Linked DNA regions of Homo sapiens: region 1 is linked to region 2. The links are chromatin loops, found by intact Hi-C in ENCODE. Cell type or tissue: heart left ventricle. All regions are shown on one strand.

Region 1 (5,000 bases), 590 kb before region 2:
TGGTCACCCCTCCCTGCGGGGAAGTTGGATAGGCTTAAGCAGACTCCAGCTGAGAGGCTGTAAGAATCTGCATTCAGGGTTCGGGATTCTAGGACCCGGTGGCGTGGGTTTGCAAGTGGGATCTTCCGATCCATGGGTTGCCCAGTTCCAAGGAAAAAGCACAGTTTCCCTGGTAGTGTGCTCACTCACCGCCTCCCTTGGCTGGGGGGAGGCAGCTCCCCTTGCCTGCTCTCAGGTGGGCTGCGGCACAACACCGCTCTTCCTTCTCTTCGTGGGTCACATCAACCTTCTAGACAATTTTGATGAGAGAACCTGGATACCTTGGTTGCCTGTGAGGATTCACAGGCTTTTTATGTTTTTTTCCCATTGGCGCCTCTGAATGCAGCTGCTTCTAGTCAGCCATCTTTGCCCCGCCCCCCACAGCTACCAAGTTTCATAATCAAGTGTTGGAATTCAAATTTTCTGATTCTGAGTAATGCCATCCATCTTTACATTGACAGATTTTTAAATAATAGGGAGATAAGTGGTTTTCTTAACTAATTTCAATAATAGCCTTCTCAGAATAATAGAGACGTATCTTCCTGGGAGGTTCAGTTTGCTTACCCTAGGGGACAATGAAACATTTGCTTGGTAACCTGCATCTGTGGCCTGACCAGAAATGAATGCAGCTCTCTTAGACTGTATGACATGCCCTCTGACTAGCAAGCTGGTAACTGCTGAATGCCAAGCTCTGCTTTCAAAATGCCCATGTCACAATTGCCAGTGGATGACCTGATATCATGACCAATGCTGTTTTGGTAAAGTAGAGACACTTTCCTAGATTTGTGATCTTTACACAATCTCTATCTCTGAAGATACCTTAGAGAAATCATTTTAGTACTATTATCTGTAGTTAAATCATGTTGTGCATGCAGTAAGTGTTTTAAATGAAAGTAATTTAAAACAACTCTGTGTGTTTAACTCTGGAATTACACTTTTTACTGTACCTCAATAGATTTCAGACAAATGTGTGTAATATGTTCACATTTATGTTGTTTTTTTCTTATTAAAATACATTGGATTTATGCTTCTAATATCATGTTTTGAGAAACTAAGTGGATCATACTGAAGTTGAACTTATTTCTCTATCAGTGCAAAAAAAGGAGCTATTACCAAACCTCTATTAAAAAGGTATGTGAAAATAAACAGTAAAAATAAAAATACATATAAAATGTTATTTTACAAAAATGAATGAATGCTTGACTTTAATTAATTAATCGTTCGGGCAAGAAGACTTTGCCCGGTTTAATACTTGAATTCAGTAATAGACTCCCAAGTTAAACTTTAGAAGTCCCAAGTTTTCATTTTCTCCAATGCTGTTTCATTCTTCAGAATAGTTTGTGATAAATGGTGAATAAGACCCAAAGCCCAATTTGGGGTGAAAATGAAGGCTTCGTATGTCTTCAAGTGGCTGTTAACACAGGGTAAAGGAAAAGACAGACAACTACTAATACTTTCAGCTTAAAAGTACCTGAGTCTTTCTCCCTCATAAGGGAAATACATTTTGTGGGGAAGTTTTTTCATAATTTAAACATTCTGAGCAAGTTTTCTTTTTATATGTCAAGAAGCATTACAGAACTTGAAGCCAATAGAAATAGATGCAGCACCTGATGGAGTAGTGTGATAGTATAGCAAAAGGACAAGATCGGAGGCTTGAATGAACTGAGATCAAATCCTGGCTGTACTGTTTTCTAACTGAATAATCATGAGCACATTACTTAACCTCTCAGAGGCTTAATTTCTTTATCTATACATGGGGTCAATAACGTTCTTGTGTTGAGTTATTGTTACAGCTAACTAGTACTTGACTTAAATATTCAGTACACAATATTATTATTTGTAAGTCTAAGATTAGGTCTTCCTTATAAAATTATAATCTTACAAATCACTCCAAAAATTAGCAAGAGAAGGAAACCTACATCCATCACTCCCTCTTTTGGAATACGAATGGCTTACTGAATAACTACATGCAAAACCTCTCTTAAGTAAGTACTGATGTTTAGAATAAATTGTCCAAATCAAAGTGATGAATGCTGTGGCATAACAGTTATTTTCTTCTTTCTTATGAAAATAGCAACACCTAGGTTTAATTATTTTTGAAACTGCTGTCCTAAAAGCTATTAATTCACCTGCCAGGGTGAGTCATAATCAAGAATTAGTTTAGCCTTACTGCAGGCATTTGTGGCACATTGAGACAAGTGAGCACAATGGGAGGTGTCAAACACAAAACCCTGAAACTTTGAGCCCTGTCTCCAAACTGTGTGAGGAAAACATAGTCCCATAATCTGCCTTATCCATTTGAAAAGGGCCTGAACAAACCCTTTCTAATAGAGATCAGACCTAAGCCTCCTGAAAAGGAGTAGAGGCCTCTTCCTATTGTCCCCTCCCTCTGTCCTTTCTCCCTTCCTCCGGAGCACAAGTACCTCAGTGAAACATCCTGCCACTTGGAATTCAGAGTAAAAGCGGCTTCACAAATAGGGCAATAAACATAAATGATACCTGTGGGTAATAGGTTTGAAATTGCTGTTTTCCTAGGTAACTGGATATAATTACAAGTACTCTGGATTCCAGGGGACTACGGTGTAATTATCACTCTAATTTCCAGAATAAAAAGAAAGGATTACAACAGTGTTGCCACAACTCAATAACGTGAGAAAAGGGATCTTGCTAGAAAGATAACAGTATTTGAGCATATTTTTCTTGTGCTCATTTCACATTGGGAGCATATGTTGGCCAAAAGCACACAAATCTATGTGATTAAATTGGTATAAGTTACAATACATCACCACTATAGTAAGGCTACTGCAGGGTTTCTTAGTAAGTTACAAAAAAAAAAAAAAAAAAGGGGAGCAGGGAGGGAGAAGTAACGAGTGATATCACCGCATTCTAACTGTGGGCAGGTTATCATATATTTTGGAAGTAATTAAAGACGATCGAGTGATACTTCCCAGCCTGATGAGTGATTCTGCCACAGCCTCACAGCAGGGAGGCCCCTGTGTGTTACTGCACATTTCCATAGTATTTACTGGGGTAATGAGTGTTATTGCTGTGGTGTAACAGCAGGGTGCACTGCTCCCTGTGTTTCTTGAGAGTGCTGCCATAATTAGAAGGCAAAATGTGATTGCTGTTTTTCTAGACACCAGTCATGATCTATTCCTATATTGTTCTGTAGTAATTACCAAATGACATAGTGCTATTTCCCAGGGTATTTACTTTGGACAAACAAGGAAGATTTTTTTATATTAAATTAATTAATTTTTTTGCCATTGAGGCTTAATGACATTGTTTCTAATTTGGTTATAGAATGTATAATTGCAAAATTGTTATTGACTTGTAATCACTGGCTCATCTACCATCTTTGCCGTTGTTTGTCTTGGGCCTCGGCAGCAGGGTTGCCGTTGCATTGGCAGTGTTTTTGAAGCTTCACAGTGCAGGCAAGAGGGAAGAGATGGCAAAAAGAATAACACAGGCCTGTCACATATGCTCAGCCTTTAAAATTTACTTGAACAGTTATATTTGAATACTCTGCATCTATGTGACCCTTTTTCATTTCTAAAATTAGTGCCATTATATCAATCAAGAGGACATGTAGTCAGTAGAATGAAGCCTCAGATCAGCCAATAGTTACATTTTACCTCACATGATATAAGTATGAAGATCTGTCTTGGTTTCAAACATTTTTATTTACTCTCTACATCAATGACCAAAATGTCCCATAGATTCTGCAATTTTTACTTTGGATTCCATCAGTGTCTGTCTTGTTGATTTTAATTTGGGAGAATGTAATCTATGTATGCACAGGAGAAGCACTTTGGATGGTAGAGGCAAAGGTGGTATCTGGAGCCTGTGGCTCTGTGTAGCTCTACCCTTATAAAGGGTTCACTTGATGTTGAGAGCACTGGTAAAGGATATGTGTGCTGGAGCCCTACTGCCTGAGTTCAAGTCCCAGATGTACCACTTATGAGCAAGTGATCCATGGGAAAATGTTTTAATTCCTCTAATACTTGATTTCCTCATTCATAAAAAGTGGAAAGTAATAGTACTGGCTCATAGATCTGTCATAGATTTCATGAGATAATGTATATTAAATGCCTATGAAAACGCTTGTACCAAGAAAGTTTGTATTAAATGTTAGATATGATTATTATTCATCCTGTTGAGCCTCAATAGGAATGTGCTATCATTTTCTCCTTGAAGGCTCTTGTAGTTCCCTAAATCTTCGATATTTTGTGTTTGAGGCTAGGTCAAAAAAAGCATAAAATACCTATGTGAATATGTATGTCTCATTCCATAATCCTGACCTGAAATATCTTGTTTCCTCAATTCTCTACTTATATACAAGGTAGGCAATAGATTTGAATTCTAGCTATGGTAGAAACAATAAAGGAAAGAACCTCGGATTAATTAAATAGGAAGAAAAATCTATGCACGAGTACACTGGGATTTTGAGCACTCCATGTGGAATTAAACTCAACAATGGCAGCCAGATGAGAGAAAGGCCTTATGAGGTAAAACCAGTGAGGTAGGTGAAACACTCTTCCTCTAAGAATTTGTATGAGGAGTGTTAAGAGTTCACTCACTTTTAGGACTTTTCTGAAGAAGGAGTTCTATATCTATCCATTTTTACCTGTATGCTCTTTAGTTCCCTGGTAGATTTCTTTACTTGAAACTGCTTTATACTATCAAAGATACTGGCTAAAAGAATTCTTCTCATTGCTACACATCACGGAGAGACCAAAAGTGAATCTCTCAAAACAGAGAGACTAGAACTCTAGTCAGTTCTTGGGAATAAACTGCAGTAGGTATTGTAGGACGTAAGAATAGGAGAGTGAGCCTTCTGTATTAATGGTTCTGTGCAAGGATAGACCTTAGGCCTTGCACAGATGGAAAGGTCCCACTTGTGTAGAACTGGGATGCTTGAAGAGTGACTGAATTCCCAGCAATTAGTGCTAAAACTCCTT
Region 2 (5,000 bases):
ATGTGATATCTTGCATATCTGTTCAACCTCTCACAATGCCCAAAACAACTATTGCATGATCAAGGTGGATTGTTTGCTTTTAAGGTGCTTAAATATGCATCTGCTTTGAAGATTATAGAGAAACTAAAAAAACTACATATTTGGCTAATAAGAGGGTAGATGGTGAGAGTAAATACATATTAAATTCTTCGTAAAGTACGAAAGGATGCTTAAAAAACTATTATTCCTCAACATTATTGCCAAATAAAAATTTGCTTTTTAGTTGTTTCTGTTTTTTTTTTTACCTGTTTCTTATTGCAAAGTTGGAGTATTTCAAATCTCAAATCCTACTGAAAAGCTGAAACTTATCTTCATTATAAATATTTAATATAAACATAATTGTATATAATATTAGTGTAATGCTAGTGTAAAATATAGATGTGGCTTAAATGTTATAGAATCTCAATTTGCTTCCTTGGGGTTCTAGCTCTACACTTCACTAGAAATCCATGAATTCCATGCAGAGGAATCTATCAAAATCAAGCACAGGGACTGAAGGATGGCAATTTCAGGTAGATAACTATTGCTATTTTTATGGTTGGAGACTGCAGTTGTGTTCAGATTTCTGGGAACCAGATAGTATTTCAAAAATGTTTTCCATAATTTTTTTTCAAAAAGAATGAGGATTTCCTGTAAATGGACTTAGGCTTTTCATAATTTTTTGTACCCTCTCCTTTCAAAATAGCCACATAAGATACTACCCATTGGACTAAGCAACTGCTCTTCAGCAAGGTGATAACTCTTCTGGGTTTAGAGGGTTGACTTATAGTTAATTTTTGTAAGGGAAAATTACTTGAATATCATTAGGTTTATTAGACATCTTTGTAGATAACTTTGGTTTACCATAAACTTTAAATTCATTCATTTGTTAATTAATAAATATTTATTGAGTGCATATGTGTGCTGGATATTGCACTAAATATTTTGGGGGATAAAAGGATGTATCAGATATGGATTCTACTTTCAATCATCTTATGTCTGGTAGAAAATATATGTCTATAAATAACTACATTTTGAGGTAGAAAGAAGTGTCGTAAGAGAGGCTAGAGGCAATGCCTTCTGAGAAGGTGTACAGAGTATCCGAATGACATTGAGGAAGGCTTTATGGCAGAGCTCTATTTAGGTTGGGGCAGCAAGGATGCACATAGATATGTGGAATTAGGGAGGTAAACTGCTTTTACTAAATCTGGTCACTCTTCATGTCAGTTGAATTCTAGAGAGAGGGCCCTGGTCAGGGTGAAGGGATTTAAACGTGAATGCTGAACTTCCGTGGCTCAGTTTGACTGGAGCTCAAGGGCAGCAGGAAGAAGGGTGGGAGAGCTGGCTGGTGTGAATTCAAAGAGGGCTGTCAATATCAGGCCAAAGAAGATGGGTTTGAGTCTATATATAATGGGGAGGATAGCTCCTTGAATCAATCTACGCTTTAACAAGATTAGTATGGTGATAGAGTATAAATTGAGTTGTCTGTAATCTCACTTCTGGTCTCACGTCTATAATGTTGATGAATTGGTCTCTTTATGGGCATTTCCCCCTCCTGCACTTTGAGATGTGCAAGAATTTCTTGGGCACTATTGCTTCGTTCAATAAGAGAGGGCCCTAAGATCCACGGCCGCTTTAGTGAAAGGACTTATCTAGAGGGTTACAAAATAAATTAAGCATATAAATCTCGGGAGAAAGACTGTGATCCAGTTATATGTTCACTTTATGATTCAATGGCCATATGATGAACTTTCAAAAAGCAGTGAAAGAAAAAAATCAAGAGGAAGCAGCACTATAGAAATGCATAGTTTCCAGTAGCAGAGGTGATTTTTATCAAGCCCAAGTTGCTCCAGATGGCAGTGTGTAGTTGAATTTGAAAATGGAGGAAGTCATGGGTGTAGCAGGTAAATACTGACATCCTCCAAATAATCTTTGACTCCTCCATAAAAAAGGAGTCCGGCAAATAAATATTTTAGGTGTGTTACATTACAAAGTTATTTGATGAGATCTGCAAAGTTGCTGGTTTTGAATTATTAATGATCAGGGTATACATTCATAGTGAGAGAAAATAGGTAGTAGTCCCACCATACACTATCCATTTTCTTTCACATTATTTCATACCTAAACTGTGATGAGAAATTAATTACAAAATCTACTGCAATCCCTCTCAATGTACTATTAGGCTGAGAAACTCTAAGTCAGCCTTCTAGGCTTTCCTTTTTTAATTGACATGGATTTGCAGAAATTAGCTAGGTATTAAAAATTACCAAAGAAAAGGTTAATTAAACCAACCCACACAAATTGACAAAATCAGAAAGTCACCTGTTTGTTCTGTAAGCATAATGTATTCCATCAGATACAGCTCTTGAGTTTTATGCATGAAATGTCTTTTTTTTTTTTCCCATACTTCACGAAACTGGGGTCGCTTTGTGCTGCAGCTTTCCAATTTGCCTGTCCATTCTCATTTTCCTTCCTTAGCTGAGTGCCCCCTTTCGGCAGATGGTTTGATGGTTCCTCTTTTCCAAACGCATAAGCACGATGTATGTGCAAAAAGAAGGGCAATTCCGCCCTCAACTGGCCAGAGCAGTGATTGCATTTTGAAATTCTCTGAGCTTGAACCTAGCAGAGGCAATGGAATGTATTTAAAGATATGAAATGTGCTTTCCTGTGAATTTTATAGTTTAGTGATTTCCCAAGGCACACTCATTACTGTCGGTATTATTACCCCTTTCATGGTATTTCTGGAATTATCAAGGAAGAGAAGAAGAATAGATGCTGAACTCCTCAAGGAATAGTACTTATCACTGGCATTTTCCAGACTGCTGGCTAAATGGAGTCAACAAAGGTTTAAATTCTTAATAGACATTTCGGAGGCCTGTGATAAAAATCTCTGAAAAGGATACGTGAATGGCTTATAACTGTTTTTCATTTGTCTCTCTAATTCACCTGTCTGCTTTTTAGGAGGAAATCAGCATTAAATTGATTTAGTACTTTCTAAATCCAAAGATGAAAATAAGTGTTTTGATGCTTCCTCATGACATCCCAGGCTTAATGGGAAGAAAGGAAATAATTTCCCACTACCTAAAGGACCCTGAGCATATTAATGGTCAATACGGAGGGCAAGAATCCACCCTGCAGCCTGAGGACCCCAGGCAACTAAGTCAGCCCCTTCCACTAAAAAGAGCAGTATTATTTCCAATAGAGCTAAGAGGCTGAAATAACAGTGACAGAAACTAAATCTCTGCTGTAGCTTCAAAATGCTTTGAAAAAGGAACCATGACATTTTTGTTTTATGGGTCAACTGGGTATAACTGGGCTGCCATTAGACACAGGTAGACATTCAGAGTCCCAGATTACTCTTACATCAATGAATATATTAATTACAAGTTTACTTTTCAAATGTTGCACTGATACCTTAATTTAAACTGCTGAATTATGATGTATTAATTTGGGTTTACAGTATTTTCAACTAATTTAGGCTAAACCTGGTGACCCAAATGAGCGAGGTAGTGGTAGATATAAAGGGTGGGGGGATCAGGTTCTCAATTAGAGATATTTCTCTAGCAAGATAAATACTCACATGCATTGTGTAATTGGTCCTGAGGCTGTGATAATGAGCACGTCATCAGAAATCTCAAAAAATTGGCATAACCAGCTGGAAACCTATTCCTGAACTTTGAACTCGAATTCAACCTCTACTTGGCCATAATTTTATTGACTCTCTGTTATTTATCTGAAATTCAGCATGTTGAGAATAAATATTTTAAAAATAAATAAAAATATACTTACATAGAAATAATAAGTTCTAGTATTCAATAGTACAGTATGGAAATTATAGTTAATAATAATTTGTTGTATATTTCAAAATAGCTAGAAGAGAAGAATTATAATGTTCCCAGTACAAAGAAGAGATAAATGTTTTAGGCAATAAATATGATAACTGCCCTCATTTGATCATTACACATTGTATACATGTATCAAAATATCACATGTACCCCCAAATATGTATAACTATATACATATATATACACATCATATATATATATGTATACACATTTATACACATATATACACACATACATATATACACATATATACACATATACGCATATATACATATATGTATATATGCGTATATACATATATGTATATACGCATATATACATATATGTATATATACGCATATATACATATATATACATGATATATATATATACATCAATTTTTAAAAAACAACGCATGTGAAATTTACATGCAACTGCAGTAAAATCTAAAGCATAAAGTTTGCTAAAGAGGAATTTGGAATTATTAAACCAAAGCTTGGGGAAAAGACACCCTCAAAAACAAAACAACAAAACAGCATTATCATCATCATGGTGAATCCACTTCCCCTCCTGACCTGTCTTTTCTGTCAGCATCATTTTCTCAGTAACTTGGGTTTGTTTTTCCACTCCTTTTTTTTTTTTGCATTATTTTCCAGAAAGAATGGTTTCTAAACTACAGTGATTCTTTTCAAATTGTCTTCCTTCATCATTCTTCTATTTAGACTACCATCACCATAATTTTGTCACAACTCATAACTGAGTTATACAACATTGTAACTTAATGTCCTGCTTCTAGTCTCTCCATTCTATAGTCCATTTTCACTGGATGCTCATTGAGTACAGAATGAAAGTCAATACTCTTAATCTGGCTTTCAGAATGTCCTAGAATCTGGCTCTGGCCTTTGCTGCTGAGTCGCCTACTTTATGCTCCCACTAAATACATGACCTTGTTCCTCATGCATGCTCCATGCCAGCCAGATTCTCTGCTCTTCCCAGGCAATTCTTACTACCAGAAATGTCTTCCTCTTCCTTTTCGCTTATTAAAACTATATCCATCTTTTAAGGACAAGGTTATATGCTATCTTTTTTTGTGACAACTTCTCTGATTACCATGCTAAGAAAGAGATCCCATGCTTCCCTCATCCAGCCTTCTATACA

What was found. Peaks named below come from ENCODE experiments on the same cell type or tissue, not always from the same donor. Only the 100,000 strongest peaks of a DNase experiment are listed, where the experiment ranks them.
Region 1: a loop joins it to region 2, with 9 times the contacts of the local background. A loop is called at or near these places in 5 of 110 quality-filtered maps.

Annotation. Positions count from the first base shown.
Region 1 is chr3:117,353,866-117,358,865 of GRCh38, reverse strand. LOC124906271 (a long non-coding RNA gene) reads right to left here and starts at 681. Exons shown (of 3, transcript XR_007096023.1): 1 at 604-681. RefSeq lists an enhancer at 1-428. In heart left ventricle, a CTCF peak has its summit at 3,092; no DNase peak of the experiment used is centred here.
Region 2 is chr3:116,768,584-116,773,583 of GRCh38, reverse strand. No RefSeq gene overlaps it. Among named protein-coding and RNA genes, the nearest start is that of TUSC7, 61 kb to the right of the region's middle. In heart left ventricle, CTCF peaks have their summits at 2,379 and 2,578 (motif pointing left); no DNase peak of the experiment used is centred here.